Linked DNA regions of Homo sapiens: all the other regions are linked to region 1. The links are chromatin contacts, found by Hi-C or POLR2A ChIA-PET in ENCODE. All regions are on one chromosome and are shown on one strand. Each heading gives the region's core, a stretch centred on a gene start or an enhancer-like site at or near the end of the contact. The rest is flanking DNA. Distances are from core to core; before and after follow the strand shown. Region 1 overlaps FNDC3B (fibronectin type III domain containing 3B). Region 2 overlaps NCEH1 (neutral cholesterol ester hydrolase 1). Region 3 has its middle 20 kb from the start of TNIK. Region 4 overlaps TNIK (TRAF2 and NCK interacting kinase). Region 5 overlaps TNIK (TRAF2 and NCK interacting kinase).

Region 1 (3,988 bases), core at 1-2,500:
ATTTCTTCATTTGTAAAGGGTAGTTGATTTCAAGAATGGATTCATGATCACATCTCCGTGGTGTGTTGGGGGACAGTGTGGATGTGGTACAGCCTTGACCAAAATGCCTGAGTCCTGTGATAGATTTGGCCAGCTCAGATACACATCTGTCTAGGAAAGAAGGAACCCAGACCAAGAAGATGAGTGTTAGTCAGGGTGGTTTCTACTGAGACTTTTTGACTAAGATGAAAATGAGTTACAGTGCGGTTATCCAGAGATCACACATCTGGCCTGCTCAGCTACCTTCACAGCTGATGATCAGCTGGTGGTGAAAAGGAAGACTGCACAAAGCGCACGAGGAACTTCTGAAACTGTACTCAGGGACTCCTCTCTGTGTGTGTATGTAACTGACAATCTGGCCGCTCAGCCCAAAGAAAATTTAAGACAGCAAATTTAGGAAAAGGCCCTGAGACTGGAGGGAGTGTGGTTAATGAAGAAAAGAGAAAGAAAAAAAAACATTAAAATTAAGCATAAGAACTTATTGGGAGGCCGAGGCGGGCGGATCACAAGGTCAGGAGTTCGAGACCAGCTTGGTCAACATAGTGAAACCCCGTCTCTACTAAAAATACAAAAAATAGTTGGGCATGGTGGCACGTGCCTGTAGTCCCAGCTACTCGGGAGGCTGAGGCAGGAGAATAGCTTGAACCCAGGAGGCGGAGTTTGTGGTGAGCTGAGATCACGCCACTGCACTCCATCCTGGGCAACAGAGTGAGACTCTGTCTCAAAAAAAAGAAAAAAAAAAAGTAGAGGTGGGGTGATAATAGCTCTGTATATGTAAGGTCAAAATGTTTCAGTAACATCCTCATCCATCACCTTATGACTGAATACAGTATTCTTATAAACTGTCCTGAAATCCCTAAGAAAAAAGCTGTGGCCAGCCTGCTCTTTAATGAAGAACATGTGTAATTTCCATTCGCAATCATTACAAACAAATAGAGTAAGCTTTAGTTCTTAAAGTTAACTGTATGGATGAAAGCCTTCCACATCCATTGCTTCCTCTTTTAATTCCATTGAAAAGCCTTGTCGGCTTTCATCAGGTAGGTATTCCTGAGGTCTCCTCACAGCTGAGTTGAGCCACCCTGTTGAGAGTTAAGTCCACGTGTAGTTTTGTCTCAGTTACTGGTTAAAACAGAGGAGGTTCACTTTTGGGTTGCTGTGACTATAGAGTGATGACTGCTCATGACAAGCCTTCCCAGGCCTCCTGGCCTGACTTAACCTGCTTTAACTGTTGATGGTTTTGCAATGTGGTTTCCCCACTTCACAACCTGAATCTGTGACTTTCTACTGGGAACACTCACTACGTTTCCCTTTTCATGCCTGGGGAATAACCAAAAAGATACTACTGTGAACGCTAAGTTTTATGTTTTCATGCTTTTATGCTTTTCCTCCTTGCCTTTTCTCTAGTCTGTTTTCTATGGAGCATAGACTAAGTCATTTCTATTTTATGATCATTTTAAGGGACAGCTTGGCAGGCAGTTGGCTTTTAAGTAGTTGGGCAGTTCCTTGCCTCGAAATAATTCATTTCTTTGTATGTCTCTTGCATTCTAGGCAAATAAAAGTACTCTCTGTGTGTGCATGGAGCACAGAAATGGGGATTTAAACATCGTTGGCTGCATGTAGGCCCCATCTAGCTGAATCTGTTACCTTATATTCTTGTCAGGATGAAGTCTGGTTTATCTCTGGTGAAACTGTTAGGGATTACAAAGAAGGCCTTGGATTCTTTTTTTTTTTTTTTTTTTGAGACGGAGTCTTGCTCTGTCACCCAGGCTGGAGTGCAGTGGTGGGATCTCGGCTCCCTGCAAGCTCCGCCTCCCGGGTTCACGCCATTCTCCTGCCTCAGCCTCCCAAGTAGCTGGGACTACAGGCGCCCGCCACTGCGCCCGGCTAATTTTTTTGTATTTTTAGTAGAGACGGGGTTTCACCGTTTTAGCCGGGATGGTCTCGATCTCCTGACCTCGTGATCCGCCCGCCTCGGCCTCCCAAAGTGCTGGGATTACAGGCGTGAGCCCCGCGCCCGGCCGAAGGCCTTGGATTCTAGCAAGCTGGTGGCTGAGGGAAAAGATCAGCAATACTGGTTATGGCTAAGTGAGACTGCTGGGCTCACAGTGGCCTTTATTCACTTTTATTATTTCTTCTGTTTTCTCCATGATCAACGGTGTGACTGTTGGGTGGTTGAATTGAAACTTAGGAGTGTATGATGTTCATATGTTCCCACTTGATCTTTCTCAGGAGTGTTTGTACATACAGCCTCCCTGTCTCCCCTTCCTCCATCCCTTCCCAGTCATTTCTAGTAACCACTGAACACTGTATGAGGTGGAAAGTCCATCACGTAGTAGAGAAAAAGATTCAGGCATCTCACCTAAAGTTGTCTATGAAGTTTTCAAAAGCAAATATAATGATCTCCTTGTGCCAGTGGACTTCTTTGGTTTATTTGGGGGGTAAAATGCCTTATGAAAAGAGATGGTTTTGCACATCTGTGTCAGTCCCCATACTCTTCTATCCTACTTCTGTAAGGCCTTTGTGGGCCTGGGTCTGGGGGATCCATCTACCTTATCCCACACTTGCAGAACCTGGAGTTAATGCCCTGCTTAGGACTTGACACCTGTGCTTAAGGGTGCTATTTAGCGGGGTTGGATTGCTATGTCTCATTGACAGCGGTCCTGTTAGTTAACACAATGCCTACCAGAAGGTTAGAGTTGTTAGTGTTAGATGTGTTGTTGGTGTTCAGACATTCTTCGGTACTAGAGACAGGAGACCAGGAATGCCTAAATATTGTACCAGATCACAACTGTCTTCTCTTACTCAGTTCAACCTCCCCATTCCCTCACAGGACTCACACAAGAAACAATGAGAAATAGGAACAAAGTAGCACCATTATTTGGATTTGAGCTGCAAATCCAAGTGTTCAAAACTTTGGTTAGATGGGTTGGACCACATGGAGTATAGACAGCTTCAGCCCAAAGCAGGTCCTAAGGACCCTCATCTCCCTCCCATTTGAACTCTCTAAACCTGTATCATTATTTACTGTACGCTGGCCTAATAGAAGGACCTATGGAGGCTGAAGGGACCTAGAGTGAGGCCCTGAAATGGGTTTACTCCTCTTGCCTTGTTGGATAAGAGAGAAGAGGTTCTATCCTTAGGCTCACCTGTAAGATGTCAGAGCTATGCCAAGCAGGAGAGGGCTTTGGCACTCGCTAATGTAGCAGAGGGGATGCAGAGAAGACAACAGAGCCACAGTCTGCACCACAGCCTCAATAGCAAGTGCCCAAGGAGGAGGGAAGAAAAGGTGAAATTGCTTCTCCACCCTTAGATCCTTATACTCAGACCCCCTAATGTAAATAACCACCCTGTTAATCCAACCTGCGATTTTGAAGAAACATTAAATAAGACATCATACTTAGCACTTTGGGAGGCCGAGGTAGGTGGATCACCTGAGGTCATGTCAGGAGTTCAAGACTGGCCTGGCCAACATGGCGAAACCCTGTCTCTACTAAAAATATGAAAATTAGGCGGGCATAGTGGTGCGTGCCTGTAATCCCAGCTACTTAGGAGGTTGAGGCAGGAGAATCGCTTGAACCTGGGAGGTGGAGGTTGCAGCGAGCTGAGATCATGCCACTGCACTCCAGCCTGGGCAACAGAGTGAGACTCCATTAAAAAAAAAAAAAAAAAAAAAGATAGGCCTGTGTAATGTCATCAATTTGAGAAAATAGCCATTTTTCTCTTATGCATTATTAGTAAGATAAAGTATATTAGGAATGAAATTGAAATAGACATTAGATTTCTTCTCCATCATTTGACCTGTTCATAGTTCAAACAATTAAGTCATGATAGTGTCAACAGGGATTATCTTAATTTTAATTGTAAAAGAATCTGTTTTCTTTCATGAGGATAAACTATCAGGCTTTGGGCTTGGTACTTTTATTTGCTTAGGAACTGAGTAATTGCCTCA
Region 2 (3,606 bases), core at 834-3,333, 530 kb after region 1:
ACATGATGCCATCGTCTCTGAGGACATCATGCTCACACGTCAGAATGTAGGTCTTTGGGAGGAGCTGCAGCACTGCCTGGTCTGCAATGAGTGGGGCGGAGCGGGCATCCAGCAACTGAGGAAGCTCCTGGACAATCCTGGCATTGCCTGTGGTCTGTACAACAGGCTTGTAGTTCTTTGTGAAGGATGCAGGCAAGAGGGATGTCCAGTTTAGACGGGCCCTGACAGCAGCAGCCTCTTCCACATCAAGTGAAGTGTGATTGTTAACGATCATTGCCTGCACAAAGTCATAGTTGCCTTTGAAGTAGTCCACCCAATACTTCACCATGACATAGCGGGGCAGGATTGGGGTGTTCACATTTTGCTGATAAGATGGTGTGTTAAAATCTAAAGCTTGAAGAACTGGATAAATTAAAGCTTGTAGTTTGAGCTTATTTTTTAGGCTGGCATCTTGAGTAAACTAGAGAAGAGGAAGCAAATACATTATTTCATTTTGCATGCCTTCTTTTATAGGAACCATACCCTGTAGAGTAGCTTCATGTGTTACTCTGAATCTGTCAATGGTATAAGTGTTACATTTCTACCAGGCACTGTATAAATAATAAAGTTTAAAAAATAATTCTCCATCATTACCATCACCACCCTATCAAGCTGCTAGATATTTAACTAAGAAAGGTATGATGTTTACAACTCAGTTTTGAGTGAACCCTGTACTTGTATCTATCTTTAGGCAGTTAAGACACCTAGGTATTATGAATGGATAATGTGTGAACCTTATTTAATTTTTTATTCCCTACAAAACCCCCAAAAAGGTCATGGCTTCCTAGGGGGAAAAAAATTAGTCTTATTCTTCCAGAAGAGAGGGGCAGAAAAAACTTAATAAGCAGATTATGAGACTCCTGAGTGTTTAAGTAGGACCTCAGGGTATGCTTTCTGGTGAGCATCTTCACGCTTGGTGAGACAGAATTTAAATAGTTCTGGCAATGCACCCTCCATTCTACATAATGAGCATATGCCAGAGTGAAGTTGTCATGGGAATGTGAATGAATCCCCTACCTCAACAGATCTCAGTCCCCCAACACCTCCCCACAGTGTTAACATTGCCCCATTTTGTAATTCTAGTGTGCAAAATTATATATTTGTCGTGTAACATCTAAAAGAAAGCTAACTAGTCATGAAGCTTCATAGACAACTAAATGATCTTCAAGGTAACTTTAGCCATACACTTCTGCTTCATACTTGGACTTTAGAAACCCATTCCCAGGTGAGATATGACTGCTCTCCAAAAGCAAGAATGGTCAGTAAATAGCACTTTGAATATGTGCCAAAAATTGTATACACATCACCTCACTAAGTCCTTGCAACAGCCCTGCAATCAGATGACACTGTCCTCGTTTTTCTGAGGCTCAGAGAGGTTAAGGGACTTATCCAGGGCCCCGCAGCACTCAACGGTGGGTCCTGGGTTAGATCCCAGTGCTGTCTGGCTTCAAAGCCAAGAATGTTCTCTCCACTGAGCCAAGACTCTCTTCTGACCATATTTGGATGGAAAACTTGCCAATGCCAAATGGAAAATCAAGTTCTTGAATTATAGCAAAAGAGTTAGAAGCCAAGGTACATCATAATTAGAATGACAGATGGTATTTGAGGACACCAAATGAAATTTGGAGGTGAGAAGACAAAGATGTCTTAAGTTACTTCATCCATAACAGGAAGAAAATGTGCTTTTTCCCACTTGCCAAAAAAATTGGGGTGCTATTAGAAGCTAGATATAGTTTTCAAAGAATTAAACCAGGTAAAGCTCATAGTAACTTGTAAGATAATATTTAAATGGCTGAATCGTTTAATTTCTTTCTTTTACATTAAAAAAAAGTTGGGGAAACAAATTTTAAGGTTTTAATTTGGCTCAAAGTTGTAAGGAACAATCTTAGGAACTGGAATTTAAGCAAAAATACTCCGATTTGCAAGTCAAACATGAAAAAGGAGCAGGGGATACTGGAGTTCCATACATAGCCCTGAGAAGCAAGGGATGTCAGCCCTTCTCTAACACTGACTGTAATCAGGGACTTTACAAAGACTCATAGGTGATACTTCCTCCAATGACTCATCTTCCTACTTCAACGAGATCTCTGAGAGCTCTACAAGTGTAATCACATGAACAATTTGGCCATCTAGTGACCGGCCCACCCAGCTATGCATTTGCCACACATAATGGAGGGTGTGTTGGTCTGCTAGACCTTGTCATGCACCGCTTAACCCACCAGCACCTTAGGACAGTGGTGTTACCTGTTGTCCAAGGGCAGCAGCCAGATTTCCACCAGCACTGTCACCAGAAATGCAAATTCTGCCTGGATCAACCATATACTTCTGTAAGACTTCTGGCTTCAGGAAATACTTTGTGGCCCGTACAACATCATGAATTTGCTCAGGAAAATAAACCTTTGGAACTAGCCTGTATCTGTAAAAACAAAAGTTGTATTCATTTAAGGCCTTCTCCAATTTTGGGGGACATTTAAAGTTTAGATGGAAACTGGTTCTTTTAAATCTGGAAATAGATAAGAAATTAATTCAATGGAATTATTGTATGAAAAAGAAAAAATAATAAAATATAAAAATAAACCATTTTCTTGCAAATCAAATACTTAGTTTAAAATGTGATGATTTTGTATTAGTAATAGTACTATTTTTCTTTAAACTATCAGCCACCAAACCAAACCTACTTACCACCAAGAACAACCAAAATAAAACTAACAAGTAAAAGGCGAATGTTCATTACAAAGACATGGATAGCACCGTAATAGATTTTAGAATTTTATTTCTGGAAGTCAGCATTCCATTCATAATGCCTCTGGGTTACGAGGTGACTTGGCAGGATTAACCACTTCATTGATCTCACATTTAATGAGTCCATCATTTACTTCATATAATAAAACTGTACTTCACTGGAGAGGTCCATATTAGCCTGACATTAAACCCAAGAAATGCATTCAATACCTGGAAGACTGTAACTAAAAGGCCGGTTGTTAACTCACAAAAGGGAAGCTAAGTTTTCCAGACGGCCTAGAGCAGGCCCTCGGGGATACTTCTGGGGCTTCTCCAACTGGCCCCACTTCGCAAGATCAGAGTCCTTTGGAATCCTACTCTGTACACCTAGTAGAATTCATATCCCCTTAAGATTCCCAGAAAGCTCTGGTTTTGTCAAATGCCTCACCCATAGTGTTATCTTACACATCTACATTGGCAATCTTGGTTTAGAGTTCCCTCTCACTCTCTACTCCCCTCTTTTGCTTATTAATTCTCACTCATCCTTTAAGCCTTAACTGGAGGGTTTGGCCTCCTCTGGGCAGCCTTCCTTGGTCATATCTCCACTTGCTTTTGGGCTTGAACTGGCTACCATTCCTTGATATTTCTATGTGCCAGGGTACGTCACTCACTGTTCTTATTGGCTCATATGAAAATTATCATATGTTTTTCCTAAAGATTGTGTTCTCTGATATCAGGAACTGTGTTTTATTCATAACTGTGCTTCCAGTATCTGCCAATGTGAGGGGCACATAATCATCCATCCAATAAATCTTTTTTGAGTATTAACATACCTTCATTTTGCAA
Region 3 (3,911 bases), core at 965-3,464, 630 kb before region 1:
CACATTTATCAAACTGTTTTTCTTTGTTTTCTGAGACAGAGTCTTGCTCTGTCACCTAGGCTGCAACCTCCGCCTCCAAGGAGCGGATTCTCATGCTTCAGCCACCCAAGTAGCTGGGATGACAGGTGTGTGCCACCACACCTTGCTAATTTTTGTATTTTTAGACAGATTTTTGCCATATTGGCCAGGCTGGTCTTGAACTCCTGACCTCAAGTAATCTGCCCACCTCAGCCTCCCAAATTGCTGGGATTACAGGCGTGAGCCACTGCGACCGGCCTGTGCAAGTCCTGTTGATGGCGTCCTTCTTGTTTAGTAACAGCAGCAGAGCAACCAACTGAGAAGGAACATTTAAAGCATGTGTTCTTAACCAGAGTCCTAGACCCTCACATGATCTTCAAGTGCTCCATGAACCCCCCTGAAATTGTGGACATTTTTGATGTCTGCATATGTGCATTTTTCTGAGGAAGATGGTCCACAGCTTCAAAATTATCAAAAGTATTCCAAAACTAAGAAAACTTTACAGCTCGTGGGCCAGGCGTGGTGGCTCATGCCTGTAATTCCAGCACTTTGGGAGGCTGAGGCCGGTGGATCATCTGAGGTCAGGAGTTCGAGACCAGCCTGGCCAACATGGTGAAACCCTGTCTCTACTAGAAATACAAAAATTAGCTGGATGTGTTGGTGGGTGCCTGAAATCTCAGCTACTTGGGAGGCTGAGGGAGGAGAATCACTTGAACCCGGGAGGTGGAGCTGAGATCGTGCCACTGCACTCTGACCTGGGCGACAAGAGGGAGACTCTGTCTCAAAAAAAAAAAAAAAAAGTTTAGAGCTCATGGATTAAGACGTTCTTGCCTTTATCATGGATGTTGATTTTCCTATTTTAGGAAAAGAGCCAAAGCTTGTTATTACCTTATTGAGTTTCTGTATAACAGAGGCCTGTGATTCCTGAATTTTAGTAAGCTTAGTGATAACCTGAATACAGCAACAAATACAAATATGACCTGGTATTAGATGATATTTAAAGAATCATTATTATTTTTGTTACGTGCTATTTAAGAAAACTTTTCTGATCATTTAATTATGAACATATATGGAAGTTTTATTACCACAATGCTTTTATATCATGCAAGAAAAAAGGCCCCTAACAAGTTCATTCAAATATTCACTGCTTTATTTTATAGAAAAAGAGACTGGTAAGATACTCAATATAGGACAGATTGAAAAAGACAGAACGTCTAAAGTTCACTCAATCCTTGACTAGTAGTCAGTTGGATAGGTCAGTAAATGATTTCCAGAACAAGCTTTAATCCCATTAACGTTCATCAGAAAAGTGCTTAAGAATTTCACCATGAATGCAAATATTGGATTTTAAGCCACCGTGAATAGGTCTTCTCAAATGTATTTGAATTGATTCATCTTCCATTTTAAGATCTTTTTAAAAGCTATTTTAGAATTTCTGAGAAATTTCAGATATGGTTATTGGGTTTACCGTAATTTAAAAATATTATTATAACTTTAGCTGGGGACTAAACCTTAATATAGGGTTTTGAGACTGGTCCTGTCTGTCAGTCAGTCATTTGGTGAGTTGGTGGAGACTGCACATCTATACTGTAGTGGGCATACCAGGAGAATAACCACCAGAGGTCGGTTGAAACATTTAGAGCCTGGCCATCCAAAATCAAAGGCAAGGGCCAGGCGCGGTGGCTCACGCCTGTAAACCTAGCACTTTGGGAGGTTGAGGTGGGTGGATCACCTGAGGTCAGGAATTTGTGACCAGCCTGGCCAACATAGTGAAACCCGTCTCCACTAAGAATACAAAAAATTAGCCAGGCGTGGTGGCGGGTGCCTGTAATCCCAGGTACTCGGGAGGCTGAGGCAGGAGAATCTCTTGAACCCAGGAGGCGGTGGTTGCAGTGAGCTGAAATCACACCATTGCACTCCAGCCTGGGTGACAGGAGCGAAACATGGTCTCAAAAAACCCAAAAAAACAAAATCAAAGGTGAAATCCAATGCATTGTTGCCAAACTGACTTGTGGGTAGAAATATCATCTTCCATAATTGAAATATATCTTTCATAGGTGGAAAAATAGCCCCATTTCCAATTTAAACAAAAAACAACTACAAAAAAATTCATCTTACATGCTTCACACTTCAAAAACATTATCACTTTCATTACTGAGTCATCAAAACTTCCTGAGTATTTCTTTTTTAAGTAAAAGGACCAATCACTAACCTGTTTTCTTTTCCACCTCACCATCTACAACAACAACAAAAAAGCTCAGAAATAGTCTGGTGAAACTATGCAGTGGGCACGGTTTTTCTGTGGCTTTCTTCCTTCCACCTTCTCAGTCCCTTCTCACACAGAACTCCCAGCCCTCTCTCTCCCTGTTCTAAGAGTCCTAGAACTGTTAAGGGATGCTTTGTATCTCTCCTAAAGTCTCTAAACCAAAGTTCCCTTTTCCTTCCCTTCCTGATGAAGCGAACCCTGTATCTTTCCCTGTTCCTGACCTCAGTGGAGTGCTGCCACCTGATCCTTCATTTATTTCTAGTTCACTCCTTATCACATTCCCCAGAATCCCTTTCCAATTTTTCTTTTTGTCCCAGTACCCACTACACACACTTACCTTGCAATCTTCTTTTCATAAGCCACTTTGCTACCTATGATGACATGATGGCAGCAGGCAGCTGCTTTGCCGCTACTCACAGTGTACTATCTGTGAATGGTGCCCCTGGAGTTGGGTACACAGGGAACACATTGGGAATGCAGCTGGGAGGTGTGAAGGTCACAGTCTTGGATGAGGCCATCTAAATGGAATGACCACAGGTTACCCCTTTCCTCTTCAAGATTCCTCTTGGTTGTCATTCCTTCCTCCTTGCCAGCACCTCCCTTTCTTGGCAGACCACATGCTTGGGATTGAGGCAGCCCCTTTCCAGCCGTATGACTTTGGGAAGGTTACTTAAGTCTTCGAAGTATTTATTTTCTTATTTAGAAAAACGGGGATATAATAGCATTTATCTCATGGTATTATCAAGTGGAATAAATGAGATAATGTCTGTAAGAGTACTGGCCCAGGGGGATGGTTAGCCAAGTTAGCTGTTGCTATAATTCCTAATTCTAAGGCTGAGATTCTACCCGTGAGGTCTGTAAAGTCTCTCTACAGTCTTTGAGAAGTGATCTGCTCCCCTCACTTCTCCATGAAAATTTCTATTTTTCTCCATATTTATTTTTAAAACACATTTTACCTCGTTGATAGCTGGAATTGAATTTAAACAGTCCTCAATGCCTTAGAATGATCAAATTATTAACACAGACAATCTCTCCACAACGATTCTGTGCCCACTTTCTAGTGTGTGGTTTTTTTGTTTGTTTGTTTGTTTGTTTGTTTTTTGAGACAGAGTTTCGCTCTTGTTGCCCAGGCTGGAGCACAATGGTGCGATCCCGGCTCACCACAACCTCCACCTCCTGGGTTCTAGTGATTCTCCTGCCTCAGCCTCCCGAGTAGCTGGGATTACAGGCATGCGCCACCACGCCTGGCTAATTTTTTGTATTTTTAGTAGAGACAGGGTTTCTCCATGTTGGTCAGGCTGGTCTCTAACTCCCAACCTCAGGTGATCCGCCCACCTCGGCCTCCCAGTGTGCTGGGATTACAGGCTTGAGCCACCACGCCCGGCGTGTGTTTCAGCCTTTGTGTCTCTTATGCTGCATTGGTCCTCACCCTGTGTTCTTTGTTCATAATAATAATAATAGTAGTAGTAGCAGAAGTAATAATAATTACCATTTTCTAAATGTGTCTCTTCTATCAGACTCCTTATTTACATGCTCAATTTAATCTCCACAGTTGGTTGGTATTATTATTTCCACTATATAGTTGAGGAAACTGAGGTCAAGAGTTTTTCAATACATTGCCCAACGT
Region 4 (3,910 bases), core at 630-3,129, 830 kb before region 1:
ATACACATATATAAACAAGTCACACAGTCCCAACCCTGAAGGTCAACGAGGATAGTGTTTGCTACCCTTGTAGAGTACAATCTTTAAACTGTGATGACAAGACAATAAATTTTCCCAACCATTTGAATGAGCTTTGGAAGTGGATTTTTTACTTGAGCTTCCAGAAAAAAAGCCCAGTCTGGCTGATGCCTTGAGTTAGCCTTATGAGCATTGAAGCAGAGAACCCAGTTGAGCCTGACTGAATTAGTAACTATAGAAATGTACACTAAGAAATGAAGGTTGATTTTGGCCAAAAAATAATAATAATAATGGTAACTGTGATAATGTGAACTGGCATCCTCTCCCCCACTTACAGCAGACTTGAGGTTAATCTAGAGAATGAATTTTGGGCTAGAAGAAATCATCCAGTCCACAATCAGTGTCTTCAATTCTAGAATCAATTGAAATATTTGCTTATCATCAAAATAACATTTTCTTCAAGGCATTAGTCCAAGATCTGTATCCCAGCGAATCACAAAGAGGAGAAAGAAGAGCCAGCACAGAGTATTTATAGGTCACTGACTTGGTGCACAGCCAGAAGATTTTTTTTAACCAACATTTCTGCCAAAGGAACTATCTGCAGATTCTCTTAATGGTTTTTTGTTTTTTTTTTTTTTTTTGAGATGGAGTTTCGCTCTTGTTGCCCAGGCTGGAGTACAATGGCGCGATCTCAGCTCACTGCAACCTCCAACTCCTGGGTTCAAGCACTTCTCCTGCCTCAGCCTCCTGAGTAGCTGCAATTATGGGTGCCTGACACCACGCCCAGCTAATTTTTTTGTATTTTTAGTAAAGACGGGGTTTCGCCATGTTGGCCAGGCTGGTCCCGAACTCCTGGCCTTAGGTGATCCACCTGCCTCGGCCTCCCAAAGTGCTGGGATTACAGGCATGAGCCACCACGCCCGGCCTCTTAATCGTATCTTAAAGCATTTTAAAAATAACAAATGAAACTGAAAAAGATAAATCGAGGTATCTAAGCAGTTACACTGAACTCATTTCTGAAGCTCATGGACAAACTATGTAAAATCTCAAGAGACTGAAAACTATTTTCTATTCTCAAGATTCAAAGTAAAAACTTAGAATACAAAACTCTAAGAAAGAGAAGGCAGAATGGTGGCAGCTCCAGAGGGTGGGCAGAATCCTAATCTTACAACAGACCTGGGCAATTGCTGCTGTTAATTCTACCAGCAGAATGATGTAGGAGGGCTCCTTACAGCCTGGGCCCGCCTTATATTCTCTGCACAATCAGAGTGGAACCTGGGCACCTATTAGTCCCTTTCCATGCTATCTTCCTGTGAAGATTCTTATGAATAAGAAAACGTGACCTTTATCAAGGAATAATTTTATTCAAATTGTGTAAACTGGATATTTTCCACAGTTTCTTGTCAGGAGGTGGGCAGAGAAGTTAAATTTTATACCTACTTTAAAAAAAAAAAAAAGCCCCTCATGTAATGTTAGCAACTGACCAAATACTCCTTGGATTTCGTGTCTGGAGAGAAGGAACTAAGAAAACATACAGTTCTCTGAAATGTTTCCTGGATTCTTTCCTCTTTTTCCACAAAAATAGAACTACTCTTTTTCTTTTTTCTTTTTTCTCTTTTGATGGGGGATGAGGATTATACAGAAGATTTGGCAACCTAAATGAACATGAGAGAAAGCCAATAGTATAACTAAAGGAAGGGGATCGCCAAAACCATTCACTTAGGGGAATTTCAAACTTTGGTGCTAAAGCTTCCAAATAATCAGCATCACCATTCACCAAGGAGCAGAGGAGTTCGGTCTTGCTGACTGCCAGTTAAGGGCTCTGAAAAAAGACAGTCTCCTTGGCAGCCGTTCCAACCTGGCTCCTGCCCCCTGTGAACCAAGGAAAAGTGGAAATCTAATTCCATGTAGCCTGGAAGAAACCTTACAGGTCCAGGGCTGTGGAGAGGTCGGGTGAGGAACAGGAGTTCCCACCATGCCACTAGGGTTCTGGAAGCCCTGGGAAGCTGCCAGTGGCACTGCAGCACCAGGAACTGGTTCCTAGAGAACTGCCTCAAATCAGACACACATAAGGAAGTCAGGCAGTGATGGCGCTGCATGGGAATACAAGCAGAACAATCTCCTCAGAACTACTTCGAGGGTACTGTCTCTCAGCCATCTTCCAGGTTTTCCACAACCCACAAAGGTCTTTCAGGTGGGTATAATTTGGGGTTACTTGTTAAGATGGAGTTACAGCACAGCTTCATTGGCAAAGACAATGGGATCTCATATCTAGAAACAAAACTTTCTGGGTTTCACCATTTGCCCGTTATCCCCTGAGAAACATCAGCATCACCTGTTAACTTGCTTGGGAATGCAAATTCTCAGACCCAACCGAGACCTATGAATCTGAAACTCTGGAGGGGGGCGGCAGGGAGGAGGGCAGGAATTTGTGTCTTAGCCCCTCATTGTTAAGATTCTGATGCACACTAAAATTTGAGAACCATTGAGCATTCTAGAGCAACACAATTTCATGAAAAAATAGCTTTGGAAACAGCATCTGGATATTAGGCAAAAATATGTGCCTGAATAGAAGAAACACACTCCGTTCATAGTAGGGTTCTATTCCCCAATTTTTTAATTTAGTAGTTCTTTGTGAAAAATGTCCTCTCACATGCAGCATTTTAAAATGAGAAATCTGGGGCCTTCTCAACCAACTTCACACCCGCTTTCCAGGGCAGCTCAAAACAAATTACTGATAAATCAACATGGGGCACTCTGAATCATCAGTCCGTCTTTAGAACTCCCCACATGGTCAGCTGAGGCATTCCATTGAGAATGCATCATGTCTTGACTTCTCTCTCTGGCCAATCCTGCCGTCATTGCATTTCTTAATAAACCTCCTGCATGCTAAAAAAAAAATAAAAAATAAAATCAAATGAGCAATTTATTGCAAATAGCCAGTCCCAAAGAAATCCTTTTGCCTTTGTTGTTTCCCTCAAAATTGCACATTATTTAAGGGGCCTGTCTTTTACACATTTTTATTAGCACCTAGAGCAATACAAATCCTCCACAAACTCTAGCAAATATGTATTAATACAGTAATAAGTAATTCTAAGAGCAAGCACTCAAATTAGTAAGGTCTGGTTTCCTGTAGATTACTAAAGCAGGGAAGGAGTAAGGGGGAGAACTCAGAGAAAGCGTGCGCTGACTAAAAGACAGAAAGGAAGCAGAAAATTTATTCTGAGCAGATGCCAAGACTTTGCCACATGCTTACAGTAAGAGAAATGGAGAGCAGAGAAAATTATTTTTAAAACCTTCTTTCCTTGAGAACTAAGTTATCATAGCCCTGCTTTAAGATATTAGGTAAATACTTTTTCAATGCAAGACATAGGTGGACCCAGAATATTAGCAAGAAATGTGCCTTAAATTATTTAAAGGATACAGACTATTTATTTTCCATGGACAGGAATCATCTGTCTTCATTCATAAAATTCAAGCTGATAATTTTTTGATAAAACTGTTTTCTTTATAAATTGTTAATAAATAAATAAATTGTTGATAATGTATCATTTCTACCCAAGACTGGAACAAACACATCAGCCACTTAAATTCCTCAGCAATACTTAGGCTGCTGAATTTGTTATCAGTGGTAATATATGTTAGCTTGCCTGACTTTAACTGCATCTCCTCAAAGAAAAACGTAGATGAGAAAGTAAAAGTGTAGAGGTGGTGTGGTAGAGTGGAAACTGATGAGCTTTTCCGAAGTAGAGCTGGATCCTAATGCCAGCAGCTATATTGTTATGACTAAGTTAATTGACACTCAGGACTGTTTTCTCACCTATACAGTGAAGGCTGTGGCACAGTTTAAATGTGTTCATGTGTGTACAGTGCCTGTAAGATGATAAACACC
Region 5 (4,083 bases), core at 267-2,766, 850 kb before region 1:
GAAATCAATAAAACAAAGAATGTAACTAGCTGTCCTTCAAGAGTTTAAATAAAAACACACAACTAGCAAAATTATGAAGTGTGTCTTTCAGGATCCATTTTTCTGGACATGACTCAGACAACCAGCCATTTAAAGCCCTCTTTACATTTAGTGTTTTTAATATCTGCTCTTAAATTCTTAATTCATCCCAAAGTGCAAATGATTAATATTAAATTTCCTTTTTTCTTAAGAATGTTTATTTTAGCAAGAAAATAGTAACTTCCAGTACTTGTGGAACAACAGAACAAAGACCTTCCATACCTCATTTATATTGATCTTAATGTAGCGTGTCTATTACTAAAGACATTTTACAGAATAAAACCCCAAATAGTCTTAAAAAGATAATTTGATTTTCTTAAGGACCATTCTCCAAATTCTTCGGACCCCAAAGACCACACCACACTCTTCCTCTATCAGGCTGCTACAAGATGAAGGAATGATCAACTAATTTACAGAATTTTAGGCTTTACCTAGAGCAGTGGAGAATGCAGTTTTTAGAGTTTTAATATTTGCTCACCCTTCCCCATATAAAGCAGAGTCTCAAATATAAACCCAGATTTCCTGCCTGCAACTGTAAATTCAGTTTCTGGATATACATCACCAAGATAAACTGTTAGATACAAGCATCACCCAGATGTTTTGTAGTATTCATATTAATAATCCTATAAGCCTCTCTTTGGGGCAGAAAACAATGATCATTACTGATCCAATTTCCATTACTGGATGAAGACTCCCAACTACTAATACAGATACATGTGTCTATCCCTCCCTTTACAGCTAACATATAAGGGCTAAATGGAAATCCTAGTAGTACAGCATTTATCTATCATTTTGCAATAATCTGTGGGCAGATAACACAATAGCGACTCGTTCCTTTAATTCAATTTCATAATCAGAAGTGATATGCAAAATATAAGTACAGAAAAGCTATTTTCAGAAAATATGATCTGATTTTTCACAGTTTTTGAATAAGCAAGATAAACGTTATAATTTGGAGTATGGTAATGGCTTTGGGAATTGTGTTCTGAGAAGTAAAATAAAAAGGGATTTAGCATGTAGATTAATCATATGGCTTTTCCAAAGATTCAAAATTTTGAGAAAGCCATTTTTAACATATCTGAAAATCACTTAGAATTTTCAGTGCCATCCTAGCCTCTTCCTCTAATTTTGGTTCATAACCACATCTTATTTTGCTGGATTGCAATGGACTTTGAGGTTGCAATATGTTTTATCTGATGCTGATTCAATTTAGACAATAAAGGATTGAAGTTCTTGAAAGAAACATCTGGCCAACAAAACCTGATATGAGCAGAGAAACTATTAATCATTACTTTAGGTTATGGAAAATCCCACATTCAAATGAACCAAAAAGATTCTTGAAAATCTATCCCTCTACTCCCCATGAGGAAACAGTAGATTTTTCTAAAGCTCCCTGGGTGACAAATGCTGTCTGGTTACAACCATCTTAGCTAGAGCTAAGATGGTTTCAGAATCAAACTACAAATCATTTTGAAAGTTTCCTGTTTTGCAAACTCCGGATATAAGCTAAAGCGATTTTTCTATTCACTACCTAGACATCACCTGCTCATCAACAGATTTTAAAGCATCTTGCAGAGGCAAATTTCCAAAAAAGGTAGCCTAAGTACTTATCCACTATACCACCTCTTCAAAAGCAGCAGAGAATAAATACAAAGTTGTCTGATTAGTCAGTAAACAAAATGAATTCAAGCTGAGGTGCCTGAACACGGGCAAAGGAATGTTTTGTGCCACAGGCCCAAAAGAACAAAGCTCATTTTGTTGCACATTATCAGGTGTCATGGTTCATATCCTGGAGTGCCTTTAGAGACCCCAGGTGTGGCTGCTGCTCAGTGTTTCAGAAACATTCTTCTGTTTGGAAGGACATTGAAGAGCCGTAAATGCCACAACAGTTTCTCTACTTTCTAGGCCCTCTATGGTTTTGAAATTCATCCCATCTCCTTGGATTTATATTGATTGTGGGTATGGCTTAGTGGTGATGGGGGAAGGGGTCTAGTTCTCCAGGAGGAACTCAAAGGAAGGCAGTTGTATAGAACCACAGAAACATATAGAATTATAGAATAAAGTATTCTGAGCAGCTAATAAGACGACCATTTACTACTTTGCCACACAGAGGGAAAAGAAGGAAAACAGCTCCCAACAAGGAAAAAAAAAATAAGTACCCAATGGTCCTCTTCCCTCTTTTGAGCATGGCTGTTGTTTCGGGGTTTTTCCAAGCCTTGTTTTTTTTCATCAATTATTTTCTTTGATGCCTACTTCACTATGCATGGGAACAGAAAGCAAACTATTAGAAATTTTCACACTGCCAGAAGTTCAACAAATGAGTCTACAATTCCCAAGGCCCAGGGCCTAGAGAAATACCAGCTGAAATTAAAATAAGGAGAAAGAGAATCGATAAAGAGGTTAATTAGCTTATGTGGTACAGTCGAGGGAGGCAGAGCATTTTGCTGGGAAATAGCCAGGATGTCCCAATGGGGAGATGCAATCTTCTTAACCAAACGAGATGCCTGGGGAACTCTTTTCTCCAATACTTCATGAACACTAAAAAACAAAGCCACAGATACAAAGGACAGAGTGCTGGCCATGAAGAATCATGGGGAGCTACTTCATAAACACTTTAGGAAATACTGTTTTGCCCTCCAGCCAATTTCCTCTAAGCTTCAAGGTCAGAAAGAACTTTACAAAGGGTGACTAGCTGAGGAGTCATCCAATTTACTTCCTACTGACCCAAAAGAGAAGCCATTTATTACCACTGGCAGGAATGGATGAATTCTGACCATCCCCATTCTGACTTGGGAGTTTCTTTTTGACTGCAGTAGGGTATTTGAGTTTGAGGCCAGGGATCAAAATAAACTGAATGCTCACTCAGGACAGAAGAGTAACACTGGCCCCCCATGAAGAGAGTCCTCTGCACTTCCCCAGGGGTGAGTGTGTGACTGTATATTTTCAGTTTGGTATAAAAACATCAGGAGCAGAATAACTCACCTGCTGAGAGACAGGTCTACTTCCCTAGGTCTGAACATCCTTTCCATCTTTCTTTAAACTTAAAAAGCACCTATTAAGAACTGTTTACTCTGGTTTTAAAGTGGAACTGACATGACAAGCGGCTGCACAGAAACAGGCCGAGAGAGGAACAATGAAGTCATGAAGGAGGCAGCCCTGGGCCCATTTCATCTCAAAAGAAGACTGCTCACCACTGTATGCTACTCTGCCAAGGTCCTAGAGACTTAGAAGAAGCAAGGAACCATGCTGTAGAACCAGGGCAGGCGGTACTCTAGAACTGGGAATTCATTTTCCACAGGCTTAATGTAAAAAGAGGTTTAAATGATTCCATGTAACTGGCCATCATGGCAGCATGCAAATTTACTTAGCATTACAGGAGTCCAAATTTCAGCTCTAACCCTACCAGACATGTGACCCTGACACTTTAACCACTCTCAGCTTCAGTCACCTCATCTGAGAATAACATCTCCCCATCTCAGATAGGAACTGGGACAGAGTCTTTGTGAAATACAAAGCAGATGTTCATGACATAATAACTATTGCTGTTGCTGTAGACCTTGTTTGATAGTATTTATGCTCATCACAGCACTCTGTCCTTGTGATCTGGCTTCTCAGAATGGAAAACAACATTCTAACGTCAATAAAAGCATGAAGAACATGTCAGGTACTTGAGAACCCATGCCACTTTCAAAGCCTAGCTGGGGTTCCCACCAGCAACAAAGAGCCAAAAGCACTGTCCGCCAAGATCCCCTTCTCTTGGGACATCAACACCCCATTCATCTTTGCCATAAACTAAGCCACACTTGATGTGACTTTCTGGAGAGCAGGCTACTTTTTCATCCCAGCTCAGATTCTGATGGCATTACACTGCCCGTGGGGATGGAATTCCACACATGCGGACAGAGACACAGCTTCTCAAAATCCCTCAATATCAAACTGCTGTTGAGATTCTGATTTCATTGCTGATGAATCTCATTCCTGAGGTACAAGTCACAGAGCCTTTTA

Evidence for each region. Hi-C counts contacts between places; a loop is a spot of excess contacts on that map. ChIA-PET counts read pairs that join two places held with the same protein, here RNA polymerase II (POLR2A). Pooled maps may share reads with other maps.
Region 2: a loop to region 1 is called in a pooled map, with 4 times the contacts of the local background. The contact joins two enhancer-like sites. A Hi-C loop is called at or near these places in 2 of 50 pooled maps. POLR2A ChIA-PET finds 5 or more read pairs at or near these places in 2 of 52 experiments (T-cell and activated naive CD8-positive, alpha-beta T cell).
Region 3: a loop to region 1 is called in a pooled map, with 3 times the contacts of the local background. The contact joins two enhancer-like sites. A Hi-C loop is called at or near these places in 5 of 50 pooled maps. POLR2A ChIA-PET finds 5 or more read pairs at or near these places in 2 of 52 experiments (BJ and activated naive CD4-positive, alpha-beta T cell).
Region 4: a loop to region 1 is called in a pooled map, with 5 times the contacts of the local background. The contact joins two enhancer-like sites. A Hi-C loop is called at or near these places in 1 of 168 maps with a recorded cell type or tissue (HepG2), 3 of 37 single-sample maps with no recorded cell type and 8 of 50 pooled maps. POLR2A ChIA-PET finds 5 or more read pairs at or near these places in 2 of 52 experiments (activated T-cell and naive thymus-derived CD4-positive, alpha-beta T cell).
Region 5: a map of naive thymus-derived CD4-positive, alpha-beta T cell shows a loop between it and region 1 (2.7-fold over the local background). The contact joins two enhancer-like sites. A Hi-C loop is called at or near these places in 1 of 168 maps with a recorded cell type or tissue (naive thymus-derived CD4-positive, alpha-beta T cell), 4 of 37 single-sample maps with no recorded cell type and 9 of 50 pooled maps.

What each region holds. Positions count from the first base shown.
Region 1 is chr3:172,107,406-172,111,393 of GRCh38, forward strand. All of the region lies in intron 1 of FNDC3B (fibronectin type III domain containing 3B), which reads left to right. Among named protein-coding and RNA genes, the nearest start is that of FNDC3B, 70 kb to the left of the region's middle. Within about 2 kb of position 1,251, at least 4 of the 41 ENCODE cell types and tissues checked have a DNase peak (open chromatin) inside an H3K27ac peak, as active enhancers do.
Region 2 is chr3:172,633,633-172,637,238 of GRCh38, forward strand. It overlaps NCEH1 (neutral cholesterol ester hydrolase 1), which reads right to left. Exons shown (of 5, transcript NM_020792.6): 4 at 2,284-2,455; 5 at 1-460. Among named protein-coding and RNA genes, the nearest start is that of LINC02068, 40 kb to the left of the region's middle. Within about 2 kb of position 2,084, at least 4 of the 41 ENCODE cell types and tissues checked have a DNase peak (open chromatin) inside an H3K27ac peak, as active enhancers do.
Region 3 is chr3:171,478,482-171,482,392 of GRCh38, forward strand. No RefSeq gene overlaps it. Among named protein-coding and RNA genes, the nearest start is that of TNIK, 20 kb to the left of the region's middle. Within about 2 kb of position 2,215, at least 4 of the 41 ENCODE cell types and tissues checked have a DNase peak (open chromatin) inside an H3K27ac peak, as active enhancers do.
Region 4 is chr3:171,281,700-171,285,609 of GRCh38, forward strand. All of the region lies in intron 2 of TNIK (TRAF2 and NCK interacting kinase), which reads right to left. Among named protein-coding and RNA genes, the nearest start is that of TNIK, 180 kb to the right of the region's middle. RefSeq lists an enhancer at 3,647-3,706. Within about 2 kb of position 1,880, at least 13 of the 41 ENCODE cell types and tissues checked have a DNase peak (open chromatin) inside an H3K27ac peak, as active enhancers do.
Region 5 is chr3:171,253,880-171,257,962 of GRCh38, forward strand. All of the region lies in intron 2 of TNIK (TRAF2 and NCK interacting kinase), which reads right to left. Among named protein-coding and RNA genes, the nearest start is that of MIR569, 150 kb to the left of the region's middle. RefSeq lists enhancers at 1,909-1,958, 3,100-3,149. Within about 2 kb of position 1,517, at least 6 of the 41 ENCODE cell types and tissues checked have a DNase peak (open chromatin) inside an H3K27ac peak, as active enhancers do.